Regions from separate parts of the Mus musculus genome. Here region 2 is linked to region 1. The links are chromatin loops, found by intact Hi-C in ENCODE. Cell type or tissue: left cerebral cortex. All regions are shown on one strand. Each heading gives the region's core, and the rest is flanking DNA. Links, peaks and the distances in the headings are about the cores only. Region 1 has its middle 400 kb from the start of Gm35467. Region 2 holds the start of Gm35467 (a long non-coding RNA gene).

What was found. Peaks named below come from ENCODE experiments on the same cell type or tissue, not always from the same donor. Only the 100,000 strongest peaks of a DNase experiment are listed, where the experiment ranks them.
Region 2: it touches region 1 in a loop (5-fold over the local background); 2 of 42 quality-filtered maps call a loop at or near these places.

What each region holds. Positions count from the first base shown.
Region 1 is chr6:110,134,253-110,141,648 of GRCm38, reverse strand. No RefSeq gene overlaps it. Among named protein-coding and RNA genes, the nearest start is that of Gm35467, 400 kb to the right of the region's middle. In left cerebral cortex, for the core only: no CTCF peak of the experiment used is centred there; a DNase peak (open chromatin) is centred at 4,224.
Region 2 is chr6:109,736,650-109,744,045 of GRCm38, reverse strand. Gm35467 (a long non-coding RNA gene) reads right to left here and starts at 4,234. Exons shown (of 3, transcript XR_869353.1): 1 at 4,121-4,234. In left cerebral cortex, for the core only: no CTCF peak of the experiment used is centred there; a DNase peak (open chromatin) is centred at 3,169.

The DNA.
Region 1 (7,396 bases), core at 2,930-5,429:
CAAACATGGATAAAAACATCAAATATGTCACTGTTGCCTCAGAAAGATACACAGAGACTAGCATTATACTCAGCATGAGACAGGATATTAAGTGAATCTTCAGTGGGAGTCTATATGTACTATTTCTTTAAGAAATAAAATATTTTTTGTGCATGAAAGCAAAGAATCCATGCATGTTTTGAGGCACTCTATTTCCATAATTATAAATAAACTTTCCAAATGCATTACCTCTATTTATGCTAAAGTTGTGTGGTCCTCTCACTATTATTTATAAATGGACAAAACTGCTTGAAAAATTATTGTTCTTGTAAAAAATGGTGCATTTACACAAGCAGGCATTGAAAGGACAAAGAAGAAAAGCCATGAATTGTTTCTGATACAGTACCAATTAAGGGGAATAGTGTCTATTACAACATGAGAATATCTGTTCAGCTCCCTGTTCCTAGGCAATCTCACAATCCCTGTGGCTTCCTCTTGGTGGAGGGGTCACAACCTCCCACTACAGAAGGGGGTGAAGGAGAGCTACTGAGCTGTACATCCAACAGAGTTACAAGACTGTGAGGATGGGAAACACTGCCAAGGAAAGTAAAACAGGGAAGGAAGAGCAGAAGAAAGATAAGAGTGAGGAGTCCTCCCAATATCATGTTCACATCTTCACTTTCTTTTTTCCTAAAGCCTTTTACATTTCACATTTTCCTTTACCATGAAGAAAGATGATAAATAACAAACAGAATATAGACAACTACATAAATAGGTGGCAGAACGGGTAACATATGTACTTATAACAAAATCATTTTAATAGGTTAATGCATAATTACATTTTCTGTTGCTAACTAAATATTTAAATCTGTGGTTTTACCAATAATAATCATTTAAAAAGAGTTTATTTCCTAACCATTCTGGATAATGAAACTCCAAGGTAAGGTTGTGTAGTTTCACTGCACAGCCTTTGATGAGGGTCCTCCCATCTGCATTTTACCTTCATCAAAGACATCGTGACAGGGATACAAGGAAGAAGGGAGGATCTCACAGTGAGATGACAAGGCAGAGACTATGGAGGAACTGGTTCCCTCTTTGATGACAACTTGTACTTGAAAGATCTGATGTTAGAAGAGAAGCTTTAATCCCTTTAAACATCACTACCTACAAAGGCTTAATTTTTCCAGCTAAGCTGTTTCACTCTTAATGTTCCTATATCATCAATACCTCTACACCAAAGACCGGGCTTCAACCACACAGACTGCAGACAAATCATTCAAATCTTACCACTGCCCTGAGCAGTTTCCATTTAAAGATTTTCTTGGATTTTCTTAAATTTTTTCTATTATTTTTCCTAATAATCATGCCTTTGTCACTTTTCACATACCTATATGTATCTATACCCTTTCCAATATATTTTATCAAAACAAAGAGCTGTCTGATCTCAATGTGTCACTCTCAGTATTTTAAGGTCCTTTATTACACCCCTAAGTTTCAACCCCATAATTCAATTCTAGATCAGTCATTAATATAGTAACATAAGATAGTATATGATTGTGTGAGCGCATCTATTTCTCAGCTATTCTTAACTAAACTTGCATGGACACTGGACTTCATAAGCTACTGAAATTTGAGAAAATTTTGTAAAGTTACTAACTTTTCTTTCCTGACCCTGTATTTTATCTAATTTATTCACTAATTGTATACCTATTTAAAGAGAATTAACATTTTATTTTTCAGAATTGGAAGGTTTTATAGTAATATTGATGATAACCAAGTATGGCTCTCTCCCTGTGAGTCCACAGAACAGAGGTTGAAGTGCAGCCTTTTGATTCTGTGCTTCAGTCACCCAGAAGACAATGGGTTATGATGCTGCAAACCTGAACAGGCCCTTGAAGGTAAGTGATGCCAGGGATGGGTTCTTCATTCAATCTGCAGTGGCTGCACCGCTCTAATATTGTTCTGGCCATACCCAGTATGTTTTCAGTTGAATCCCAGATATCCTTTTTTTTCCCAGTCTCTCAAAGAGCCAAAGCAGGACTTGCTTTCTGTTTTAAGCCAATTCCTGACAGAGTCCTTAGTGTTTCTCAATTCCGGTTACTCATGCTTCTGTGGAAGTGTATCCAGTGACTCATGTTCATGACAGGATGTCACTTGGAGATTAGATTGTAAGTGGCTGTGACATCTAACTTACCCACTCATTTGTGTTCTGTCACTGCTCATGTTTTTAGATGTGAGCTCTCATGTAGTGTGTTGCCCCTTGGAGAGGTAAACAGACTAAAGAACTTTTTCCAGAAGTCTGCAAGGAGCAGAGTCCTCCCAGTAAAGATAGCAGAAAATCAATTTCATCTGGCTAAAAGAGGTTTTACATGATGGGTATGCTGATATTACAAAATCCAAGAGCACCTGGAATTTGCAACATTTTAGTAAGGGATACACAACTGTGTAGAAAAGTTCTTCACAAACATTGGTTGAGATGAGCTCATTATATAAAGAAAGGGAAAATTTGGTGCACCATCCATTGGTATAGTGCTGACCATAGTCATGTGACCTGAAGGAGTTTCAATGCTTCAGTTAAATAAGGTAATAGAAACTGGAACTCCCAGTCCCCAGTGAAAACCCACTCACTACTGGCTTGTATTATTAGGATACCAAAATAAATATCTAGATTCCCTTAACTGTGGTTTGATTATGGCTTAGTGGCCTGAATATACAAGGAGCCTGTATCTACGCAGTCCTTAATTTTCATGGTTTCCTTGATGCCAACTCCATTCACAACAATAATTAATCTAAAAGTACCAAATAGTCAAAGTTCAATAATGGAGAGGGCTTCTCTTTCCAGAAATAGCTTTAGCTATTCTAGAGGTGTAGTCTCAAGTCATCCTGTTCTTAATTCCATAAGGAGTCAGGCAGCCAGACAAGGAGCAGACAGCTTTGCCACAATGGAGAGTGTTATTAATTCTTACTATTTAATGTCATGTTTATTTTAAATGATTGAGATTTTTCAAAATTTTAGTGTAAATGGCTTAATAAGTTAACAGACTTATAAATCAATTCAAGGAAAAAAAAAAGGATGCAATGTTAAATGCACCACAATATCACTTAGTGGCGGCTTTAAAACTCTGATTTAACACATTAGAAGAAATGATTATATAGTGAGATATGGAAATCATTGTTGCAATTTAGGCCACATTAATCTTCTGTATCTGAAAACAAAGTGTGTATCAATGCAGACAATAAACACTCTTTATGTATCGATTGTCACTTGGAATAAGCAGTAATATTCCACTAACATGTCTCAATACCTTATATAGCTCACTTAGAGCAGCAAGCATCTTGTTTCTCTATGCCCTCTTCTCTAGTAAAGGCAAGCTTCCAAAATATCTACAGTAAAAAATATTTAGGCAATAGTGGGTTCAAATTAGGAGAGTGATTCCATGCTTAACATTACCAAAGTACTTTGTCATTGTGTTTCATTCTGAATGAATTTTGTCAGCCATTAATAAAGCTCTATGTAATAATTACTCATTAATTGTTATAGAACCTATATCAATTAGGCAAGGAAGTATTTTATTCTTCTCTGAGTTATATGATTTAGATTTCATGTAAAGTCTCTAAGTCAGACATAATTCTGGTATACTGATGAATACTGAGACAGAGTATGACACTTAATGAATGATTAAGACTTGACTCTAAGTCCCTTTGTACCTCAGAGTAAATGTTTCTTCCCTTTTGTGTTTGGTGACATATATGTGTGACTAATAGATTCAATAGTGTAAATTTTCTAGTCCTAAACTCAGAGGCACAAATGGAGAAACTCAGCCTGGTGAAGGTCTTGGGTAATTCTTCAGTTGCCACTAGAGAGTTATGGCAGGTATATTTTACCTCCCCTATTCCATGTCATCAAAAGCTGAAAAATGTACAACCAGGAGGCAGTTGTCCCAGTTTTGGAAATGTTAAGCTTTAAGAGTGGGAGGAAATAATGTTTCTTAACAAAGCATGAATTCAGGAGAAGCAAGCCACACACAACAAATGGGCACCGACCTCCAGTATGTGGTTAGGCTTCATTTGTTTGAGTTTTCTAAAAGTCTGAATCAAAGAAGAATTATGTTCTGTTTGCAGGGAGTGATGGGAGGCATGTGCCTTAATTTGCTAACTCACGACTCCAGTACAGTGACGTTGTCATTGTTATCATTATCTGTACACAGGCACAGAGGCTGAGGCTGTGTCTGTGCATAGGAGACAGGCGTGGGTGAGAACAGTTTCCCCAGACATCGAAGCTCTCCAGCCCAGCTGCATCTCTTTAAGCTCTGCCCACATAATGCTTTGGTAAAGCACAGAACTAAAAGACTTTTCCTTTGAAAGAAGATAATGAATTATGTCAGAAGTTGTGAATTAAGGCACTGTGTAACAAAGCCAAACCCGGCACTGCACAGAGTTTGGTATAGATTAGGAAAGAATGAAGCCTTGATTACACCTTCTGTTTTCTTTCAACCACCACTCATGGATTTTTTTTTTTTTTTTCGTCTCCATTGCTTTCTTCAGTTGTTCCTGGAAGTTGATTTGAATTAAGCATTAATAAGCCTGACAGCCAGGCATAATAACTTATTGCTTTAATGTGTTCTTTATATTCAGAGTTTTATTTTCTTTGAAGGGTGGCAAGTGTTAAATAGAAAAAAAAATGGTTCCATTAGGTAATATTCATTTTTTCTAGGAAACGTTAGAAATATTTTTCCAGTTGTCAGAATAAACATTTCCAATATTACTATTCTTAAGAACACTGAATGTACTCTGAGAAAACCCCACTAAAATAAAATAAATGCACAACCTTTATATTGTTTTAAACCATTTTATGTTATTTTACACAATCACATTAAGAACACTACAGGCAATAGATTATCATAAGGAAATTTATGTGTGTAATTTGGTATCTTAAAACAAGTGCATACATATTGTATTCTTAATTTATCTTATGTCAATATTTTATGTGCTGGGGATAGCTAAGGGAATTTCCACGCTCTATAATCTGATATCTAATTAAATAAAAACAGATAATAGATGTGCATTTAACTTCTTGATAACTTAAAAGATTTGGAAAAATATAGTTTTAAATATTGAATATACTATTACAAAACACTCTAATGGGAAATGTCATTTCAGTTTGACTTCTTAAGGAAAATGCCATTGAGTTATAACTTGCAGACTTCCTAAGACCATTACCTTCCTATATTAAGTCTAAATAAATTATATAGAATATTTGTCTGGCATCACCTTAGAAGAGGCAAGGTTCATTAACAAGTGTCCTCACTCTTGAGATCATTGTCTTCTAGCAAATGTCCTCATTCTAGGCCCGATCCACCATTTACTGGTACCATGGACTGGTGACTAACTCTGTAAGACAGGACTTCTTGGGAATGCTTATTAAAGTCAAAATAGCATATTGTTAAATGAAATTATACTTTATCAATGTGGTAGGAGGAAAAATAATTTGTTTCTGTGCATAGTAGAGTGTAAACTGATAGTGGTATTAGGGATCAAAACAGAAACAAATATTGAAAACAAATAAGGAAAAAAAACCCAGAAAATAAATTAACTTTGTACGAAAAGTAGGGAATCTGTAAAGACATAAAAGACCAAGCAGGGATTCAGTGGGCTCTGAGGGCTGAAAATCACGTTGTTGAAGGAAGTAGACTCTCCACAAAAATCTTTGTCTTTGTTAGATACACCAGGAATAATAGTCAAGGCTGTCAGGCTCTATGGGAATGCTCTTTCAATATTGACTTTAAGAGAATTCTGAATCTTCTACTTCCCAGAATTGCTTTTCGGCTCTTACAAATGTCCTTGTCTGTGCTTGCTTACAAACCACTGAGTTAGGAAGTGCCATAGAACTATTTCCTGGATGTAATGAAATGGTTTGTGGAAGGTTTTTAGAAGAGTACCAAGAGAATAGATAGACATGATCCCATTCAAGATTCTTGGCTAGACTTTAAGAACACAGCAGATTTAGAGTAGTTGATGAAGGTGCATTGAAGTTAAACATGAAGTCTTACACTTTTGCAACAGAATAGAGGTTGTTCTTGAAGCATGCATCTTATCAGATTCAGGTAAAGAAAGGAAATCTCTAGAATTGTTACCACAATCCTAGAAATATTTCTGATATGAAGAAACAATACAAATATAGATATAGCTTTGGGATCTCCAGGTGAGCAATTTGTTTGTTCACTGGCTTCAGGTATCAGTAGAATCATGATACTCTTAGGCAAGAAGACATCCTGAACTTCTTTTCAATCCTGAAAGCCATAGGTGGGGCTTAATTTGACCTTGGGTGTATTTTCTACTCCTTGCCATACAAGTCAAACCAGGTCTTGCATAAGACATTCAGTGCTCAACATCTCTTTTACAAAGCAATGACAATTACACCATAGCACACATCTGGAAATTGGCTTTTGACATCTTATCTCATTAATAACATAATTTTCTTAATGGGGATTTACATTTGGCTAACAAGAATGAGCACTTGTAATTCTCCTGTGTCAGAGACCATCCCGTGAGAAAGTGAGCCCTTCACAATCTCCCTAACAGGCCAAAGGACCTTGTGCTAAGAGCTGGTTGCCACCTCCTTCCTCCTTATTCCGTTCCTAACACCTAAGGCTGTAAAATTTGAATAACAGTCCCCTCTTCCCTATCTCTTCCCATGACATCCAAGGACATGAGCTGCGCCTGAGCCCAGCTTGATACCCAAGGCTGTGAAGGAGGATCAATATTCCGGAGATAAGATGCAAAGTACCTGCTGCTTGGCGCCTGACTTCAGCCCCCCATGTCAGCAATTGCCCATTTCTTTGTTCTTTGTATAATTCTCCCTCGACCCCTCCCATATTCCCTGCTATGTATTCTTTAAAAAGAAGGCACCTCAGCACCATAAACAAGACCTCCATAAGTATCCTTCCTGGTCTCCTATTCCTCTTTCTTTTGCTCCCATCTCCTTCCAGGTTTGCGGTGCCCCTCGCACCCACGAATAACTGAATCCCGCGGGACAGGATACTACTGTTATTTAGTTACTATCAATTATTCTTCAATGCTTGATTTTATGTGACAACTTCAATAGAGTAGCCCATGGTCTGATACCTTGTAGAACTACCTATTGGAGGTTTAAATATAACAAAAATAAAGGAGAGACATGCACCTCTTTCCTCTCATGACCACACAAATCAGAGCCTTCATAGACACATAAGTCATAGGCCTTCAACTGGGTTTAGAAATTGGCCAACTTGTTTGACTTTGATTTAGTCTTTCAGAGTCATTCAGGAGGATTCCATGATAATTTTTCCTACTTCTGCTTACAGATGGCAGGTTGTATGTTTTCTCTGCCTTTATAACAATATGGTAAGCTTTCATAATAAATCTCATGTTATCTTCC
Region 2 (7,396 bases), core at 1,874-4,373, 400 kb after region 1:
GATCCACATGATCCAACAAAATATGATAACTCTAGTGTCAAACTTACAGTGAATGACATGTTTAAACAGTTTCATATTCAGGCACATGATGCTATGAATGACCTAAAGTCTGGTGTGTGGGAAAGAGGCTATGGATCTGTGAAGAGCTGAGGAAGAGAGGAATATGATTAAAACATATATGAAACTTAAACTGCTCAGAAGGCAGAAAGAAAGTCTAAATTGGAGGTTTCCATTTGTTCCCTCCCCTTGGCGATCAGAAGAAGCCTGCAAAAGAGGGGGAGGAAGGACTGTAAGACTCAGAGGAGACTGAAGATAACAGGTGATCATGGTCCTCCGAATCAATTAAGCAGGACTCACATGGGCTCACAGAGACTGAAATGGCAAGCACAGGGTCCTCTATGTATATGTTATGGCCGTTAGCTTGATGATCTTGTGACACTCCTAACTGTGGGAACAGATGGATCTCTGATGCTTTTACCTGCTTATAAGATTGTTTTCCTTATATTTCTTCCTTATCCAGCCTTGGTAGGAGGGCTTTTGCTTTGTCTTTTTGTATTTTATTTTGTCCTGTTTGGCTGTTGCCTTTGGGAAGCCTGCTCATTTTGTGGAGTGGATATGTGGAAGAGGGAAGGTGGCAGGCATTGTTGGGAAAGGTGGAGTGGAGGGAGGGGAAACTGGTTAGGATGTATTGTATGAGAGAAGAATCTTTTTCAATTAAAATATCTCTCAAAGTGAAGGAAATATAGATTCTTATCTGTGAAACTTGTAGAAATTATAGATATGAGAAATGAAAAATACATGCAGTGCTATTACCAAATCTAACCATAGGTTTGTGGGAGGACAGGCCCTTGGGCCTGAGCATGTTTGATGCCCCAGTGTAGGGGAATGCCAGAGCCGGAGGACTGGAGTGGGTGGGTGGGTTGGGGGAGCACCCTCATAAAGGGAGGGTGTGGGGGGGGATAGGGGACTTCAGAAGAGGAGACCTGGAAAGGGAAAATATTTGAAATGTAAATAAAGAAAATATCCAATGAAAAAAGAAAAACTAAAAAGATTTAGGCAGACTCAGTGAATATCAAAATAGCAAATTAATATATTATACTATAATTCAATATAAATTAGAAATAAATAATACAATGAGAAATATCCATGTGTTGGAAAAATACTTTTAAGTAGTAAAATGGGAAAAGTTTACTTATAATTCAGATGACTGCAAATGACAGACACAGGCTTTCATAGAAGCACAGAACTCGTGCTTTTTTAACGTTTATGATTTTACAGTATGAGATCCACTTTTTGGAAAGGGATGTAAGGACTTCATTGTTTACTGATGAGCACTTTTGGACAAATCAAATGTTTTTAAAAATATTTTATTCAGCTATGAACACACGGCACGTATTTAGTGCTAGGCACCATCCCTTTGATAAGCTGGAATTTTAATTGAAAAGCATAAAACGCAATTCTTGTCTATTGACTAAAATGCATACTTTAATTATGTCAGAAGTACAAATTTTATTGACTAAAGCTGTAAGGTAAGATCCTATTTTGGGAAGAGGTCATTTTAAAATAAATTTCACGGTCACAAATTGTTCTAGGGGAAAACAAATTTTTGAGGCAAGAAAGAAATACTATATCATTGACTGCTCAAAACACTATAAAAGTGGAGTACATAGCAAACAGGATTCTGTTAGAAGAAAATGCGCAGGAAATCCCGAGCAATCCAAATGTGGACATTATACTTAGACACAGTAACTAGAAAGTAACATCAATGGACAGATTTTTTTAACTGGGGTAGGGATGGAAGCTGCTTCAGATGAGTTGGATATAAAGAAAGTAATGAAAGATTTTCCAAGCTAGTACCTAGTTTCTCTGAGAACATGTGTCAAGGGATAATGACAACACATTCTGTGGATGCGAGGATCAGCACTCCTGTCTCTGTGCCATGAACATGGATATGCTTGTTTTAGCCAAGCCATTTGTTATCAACAATGGCCACCCAATAACTTGGGAGCTATTTTAAATACTAAGCCACTACCATTATTGGTATTCTTAATTTGTAGTGAAAATGGCCTCTGGATGCCAGTATCTTAACCATCTTCCCAAAAGTAGGTTAGGTGAACCACAAGAAAAAAGAATTATCACCAAGAACCATTTATACTTCAGCAAAACAATAGTTTCCAGGATAGTATCCAGGATATGTTTGCTATTTTGGTATTTCCAGGAAGTCATGCTTGATTTTCAGAGTCCTAAGAGGCAAAATAAATAAATAAATAAATAAATAAATAAATAAATGAAGCAATTCTATCTCTGTAATAAATGATATATACTTCTTGTCAGTGTCATTGTTATAAAAAGATGTATGAAAATGTATTCTTGATAGCAGGCAAGGATATTTCCAACATGCTTTTGTCAGATCACAAATAAATAAAAAAGAAATTCTTATTGGTGATTCAAACTTTATATACTTATTACCTGACTTATAAAATATGTGAATTAAAATTCTAAATGATGAAACAATATTGCTAGGTCAAACTGGTGCTAATTCCCTGTATCTTTAAGACAAAGTAATTTTTTTTAATTAGGTACTTTCTTGATTTACATTTCTAATGCTATCCCAAAATTCCCCCACATCCTACCCCCCACTGCCCTACCCACCCTCTCCCACTTCTTGGCCCTGGTGTTCCCCTATACTGGGGCATATAAAGTTTGCAAGTCCAATGGGCCTCTCTTTCCAGTGATGGCTGACTAGGCCATCTTCTGATACATATGCTGCTAGAGACCCGAGCTCCGGGGGTACTGGGTAGTTCATATTGTTGTTCCACATATAGGGTTGCAGACCCCTTTAGCTCCTTGGATACTTTCTCTAACTCCTTCATTGGGGGCCCTGTGTTCCATCCAATAGCTGACTGTGAGCACCCACTTCTGTGTTTGCTAGTCACCGGCATAGTCTCACAAGGGACAGCTATATCAGGGTCCTTTCAGCAAAATTTTGCTGGTGTATGCAATGGTGTCACAGTTTGGAGGCTGATTATGGGACAAAGTAATTTTTAATACATTCATTTAGCATTTACTCTTCTGGGAATAAGACACCTCCAAAATAGCTTCCAGATTGTGTTAGGAAATTGTGAAATGATTTTAAAATAGACTTTCTCAGCTCATGTGAAAATTGCATACTAAAGTGGAAAAGGAGGTTAGTCAGTTCCAACTAAAAGCTGCTTTGGTTAGTCAATGAAACTGTGAAAGAGTCTCCCCACAACCCCCATCTCTTATTTAGTCAAAGGGTAATGTTTACTATGATACCATCTCTCTCCTCTGTCTGGAGCCCTCCTTACAGTGGGATGACTTGCATACCAGACATTACAGGGAGGATGACAGGGGATTATATTCCTCAAAGACACCAGCAATGAGGATAACTCTTATACATATTCATTAGATAGATGTTTCTTGAACTTGATCTATTTAAATAAAGCTTGCTCAAATAGAATGGCTTCTATTTGACGCCACACAACCTGAACATGTTCTCTGTGCTTGATGCTGGGGATAGAGTGAAGAGTAAGGTATGAGCAGTTATAATGTAGCTCTTAAACCAGCCCAACCTAGCAAATGTCTACAAAAACCAACAAATAAACCACTGCATCCTTAGCTCCTTGCTGAGAAGTGCGATGTCTATTTAATGTTATTCAGGCCCCTGTGCAAAGATATAATTAGAACATTTACATTTTAAGTTACAAATAATTAACAAGGACTTAAGGTAGACATTTATCAGACAAAAGGAAGATCCAAAGACTCTTCTAACGGAAGAAGCACTGAAAATGGTTGTATTTACTGCTTCCCTGGGCTACTTTTCCTGTTGGGACTATAAACTCTTCTGAGAAAGGCATGTTGAAGGGGGGAGGATTTATTTGGCTCACAAATCAAGGCACAGTGCACCATAAGTCCACCATAAGACCATCAAGAGCTTGTGACAGCTGGTCAATTGGTTTTGGCATCAAAAAGCAAAGTGGATACCTTCTGTTCAGTTAGCCTTCTGTGTATATATAGCCTAGGGAATGTGGTTATTATAATCACCATTATTATTGTGAGTCTACCCACCACAATTACCCTAGCATAGAAGAGTACTCACAGCATGTGTAAAGGGTTCCCTTCTTTTATCCAGTGAAGTTGATAATATTAACTATTATATTGCCTTTGACAATGTTTGAAAGAGGAGCAGAGAGACTTGTGGATAAGGGTTGCCATTTTGCCTCTCTGTGACATCACAAAGAGCTATTCTTATATTTCACAGACAACATTTTTGTTTTTTTTATTTTTGTAGGTAAGAAGTTCAAGTCTCATAGCAGCCTGGTATGTGATATGATCATTCCATGAAGAGGCTATGTTGCAAAGCCAGTCATTTTGTGGAGAGTGTAGGGTTATTGCTATGCATGAGAATCCACTTATGTGGAGCTGTATATAAAGAGAGATGCTTCTATCCTGACTCTTGCAGACAGTTCAATACTCATATTACCTGTAACTTCACATGCAAACCTCTGAAAAATATGCATTATAAAATCCACAAATATTACAATGTTAACAGGAAAAGTAAAAGTTGCATAGTTATATGTCCTATCTGAGCAATAAATTTTGTCTAGATGCATTAGATGTGCTAAGAAGAAGAAGAAGTAGATATCAAAGTTGGTTGATAGGTTAGGATGTCATAAACTTTTGTTCTTGCTGAATTACTCATATTTAAGACCCTACTTACACTCAATGTCTGACTATCTACAATGTAAAAAGTGTTAACACTGCGAACCTTTTATCAGTTTTTTTTTTCTTACTTCAGAACTTCAGACATTTGTGGAATCTGATGAAGGAACTCTCCTACTGCAATTTTCCAATTTACTCTAAGGTAACAGTAGTATAAATCACATTGAGTGATTCATATATTCAGACCACACTTATTTCTTAAAACAAAAGGAATTTGTTAAAAACTTGCCAACTGCAATATAAATGGAGTCTGGCTCCAGTTATGCAAACAATATTGCTAGGCCAAATGGGTTTTCAATAAGATAGATAACATGAAAATTATTCCTGTGTCCAGCCTATGGTAAATTTGTTTTAGATCCTCCTGAAAATACCAAAAATGTGAAAGTCTGCTGACACCTCCCAGCTGGTACACATTAAACAAGTTCTGGGAAGGAACTCACAAAAAAATAGAAAATAATGTTTAATGGCATCAGTAAGGAAGTAATATGAGAATATAAACTAGAGAAAATACATCCAGACTTTCATTCCTCAGTGCAAAGAAAAACCTGGCAATCTTCACACAGGACAGAGGAGAGTATTTATATCCTCCCAATGATCAGTGACAAAGAGACATTCTTCTCTTGTTTACTAAATGAGAGATTATTTTAAATTTTTATTTATTTAGTTTCTATTGTTGTGTTCAATGTGATGGGGTAGGGAAGGAACATGTACCATAGCTCATATAGAGAGATCATAGGACAACTCTGTAGAACTGGTTGTCCCCTCCCACATTTACACACTTACAATTATTTAACAATTTTGAAGAATTTTATACAAATTTAGTTAATGAGAATTAAATAATAATCTAATTTAAAAGCCAACAGACCATAACTTCATGTTCTTTACTAAGATGATACTAAAGTGAGATACCTAATAATAATTATAAATTATAAAAGGTTAAACTAGCTAGTTTTTGACTTACAGCAATTTTTATTATGAATTAATAAATACTGAATGAATAAGACTACATAAGCACAGGTATTTAATGAAAGAATAAACAAAAGGATAGCAGAGGAATAAATGATTTTCAAATGATTTTGAATAAATAATTACTTTAATCATATTATTGTGTCCATCAATATTAATGGCCAATAAAGACATGAGAAGGCCATATTATGATATTGTTTGTTTTGTTTGTTAAATTATTTTCAGCCTTAGAGCAACAAAATTTCATTTAGTTCTGTAAGTTTCATTTAGTTCTGTAATCAAAGGATAAAAGGTTTAAGAAGTGAAATTTTAGTACAAATGTTCCCTTTCTATACTATTTTCAAGATTGTATCTCATAAAATGCCGATATATATGCATATATATGCTAGCAACTTTTATGAATTTATACATATTCCATATAGATATGTCTAATTATTCATGATATATATATGTGTATATATGTATGGAAAGATAATATATATATATATTGTTTAACTGATGTTTCTCACTTCTTTCAGTTGATTTCAATATTATTTTATCTCATTTAAATCAGAAATTCAGTCTAGTTCAATAGCAGAACAAATTTTTCAGAAAACCAAATGAATAGGTAAATTATCCTAAACTACTTAAGATTTTCTCATCTGTAAGAAATAAGATTTCTAAAAAGTTGAGGTATAACTTAATTTATAAAACTTTCCTTATTTCCAGGAAGCCCAGAAGAATGAAGATTGATGAGGCAGGAATGGACAAAATCAATGTAAATCACACAAGCCTGCAGAGACACGGCCACCTGTCTATCATCTGTGGAGCTCTTTATACACTTACTTATTAAATTCAGTGTCTGCCATGACATTTGAGTCACCACAGAGCTCTGCAGCATGATGACCTGGCTTCCTTGGTTCATCCCTCTCTTTGGGCCCAGACTTTTAGCTGTGTATTTCTTTCTGTACTTCACACAGGTTAAAGTTCACTCCACCAGGCATGTCAGAATGGCCCCTTATGTCACTTTAACTCCTATGGTTTATGTATATGTGTGAGTATATATATATATATATATATATATATATATATATATATATATATATATACATATATACATATACATATACATATACATATACATATACATATATATATATATATACACACACACACATATACATACATACATACATGCATACATACATAGATACATGTGTGTGTGTGTGTGTGTGTTTGTGTGTGTGTGTGTGTGTGTGTGCTGTTTGACTGTAGAGGCCAGAAGAAAGTGTTGAATACTTTGCAATTGGAGTTACAGACTGATGTGAGCCCTGGTAGAGAGATTTGAGCATAGATCCTCTGGAAGAACAGCAGTGATCTAACTTCTAAGTCCTCTCTCCAGCTCCAGCATCATATATTAATCTCAAAGTCATTTATGTTTATAAAAAGGTTATTATTTGATTATTTGTACCATATTCTAATACATTACAAACCATACACAAGGTATTGTAAATGTGTTTATTAAATGAAACCTTAACAGTTGGTCAAGATAAGTGTGATTTGGTCAGAATATGACAAACAACCACTGGAAAAACAACAGAGGAAAAACAATGACCACACAGTATAATTGCTCATGTTAGGTACTGCAAGAGTCTATATGGTACTCCCCTCAACACACATATATACACAGTTTCTTTATTAAATTTGA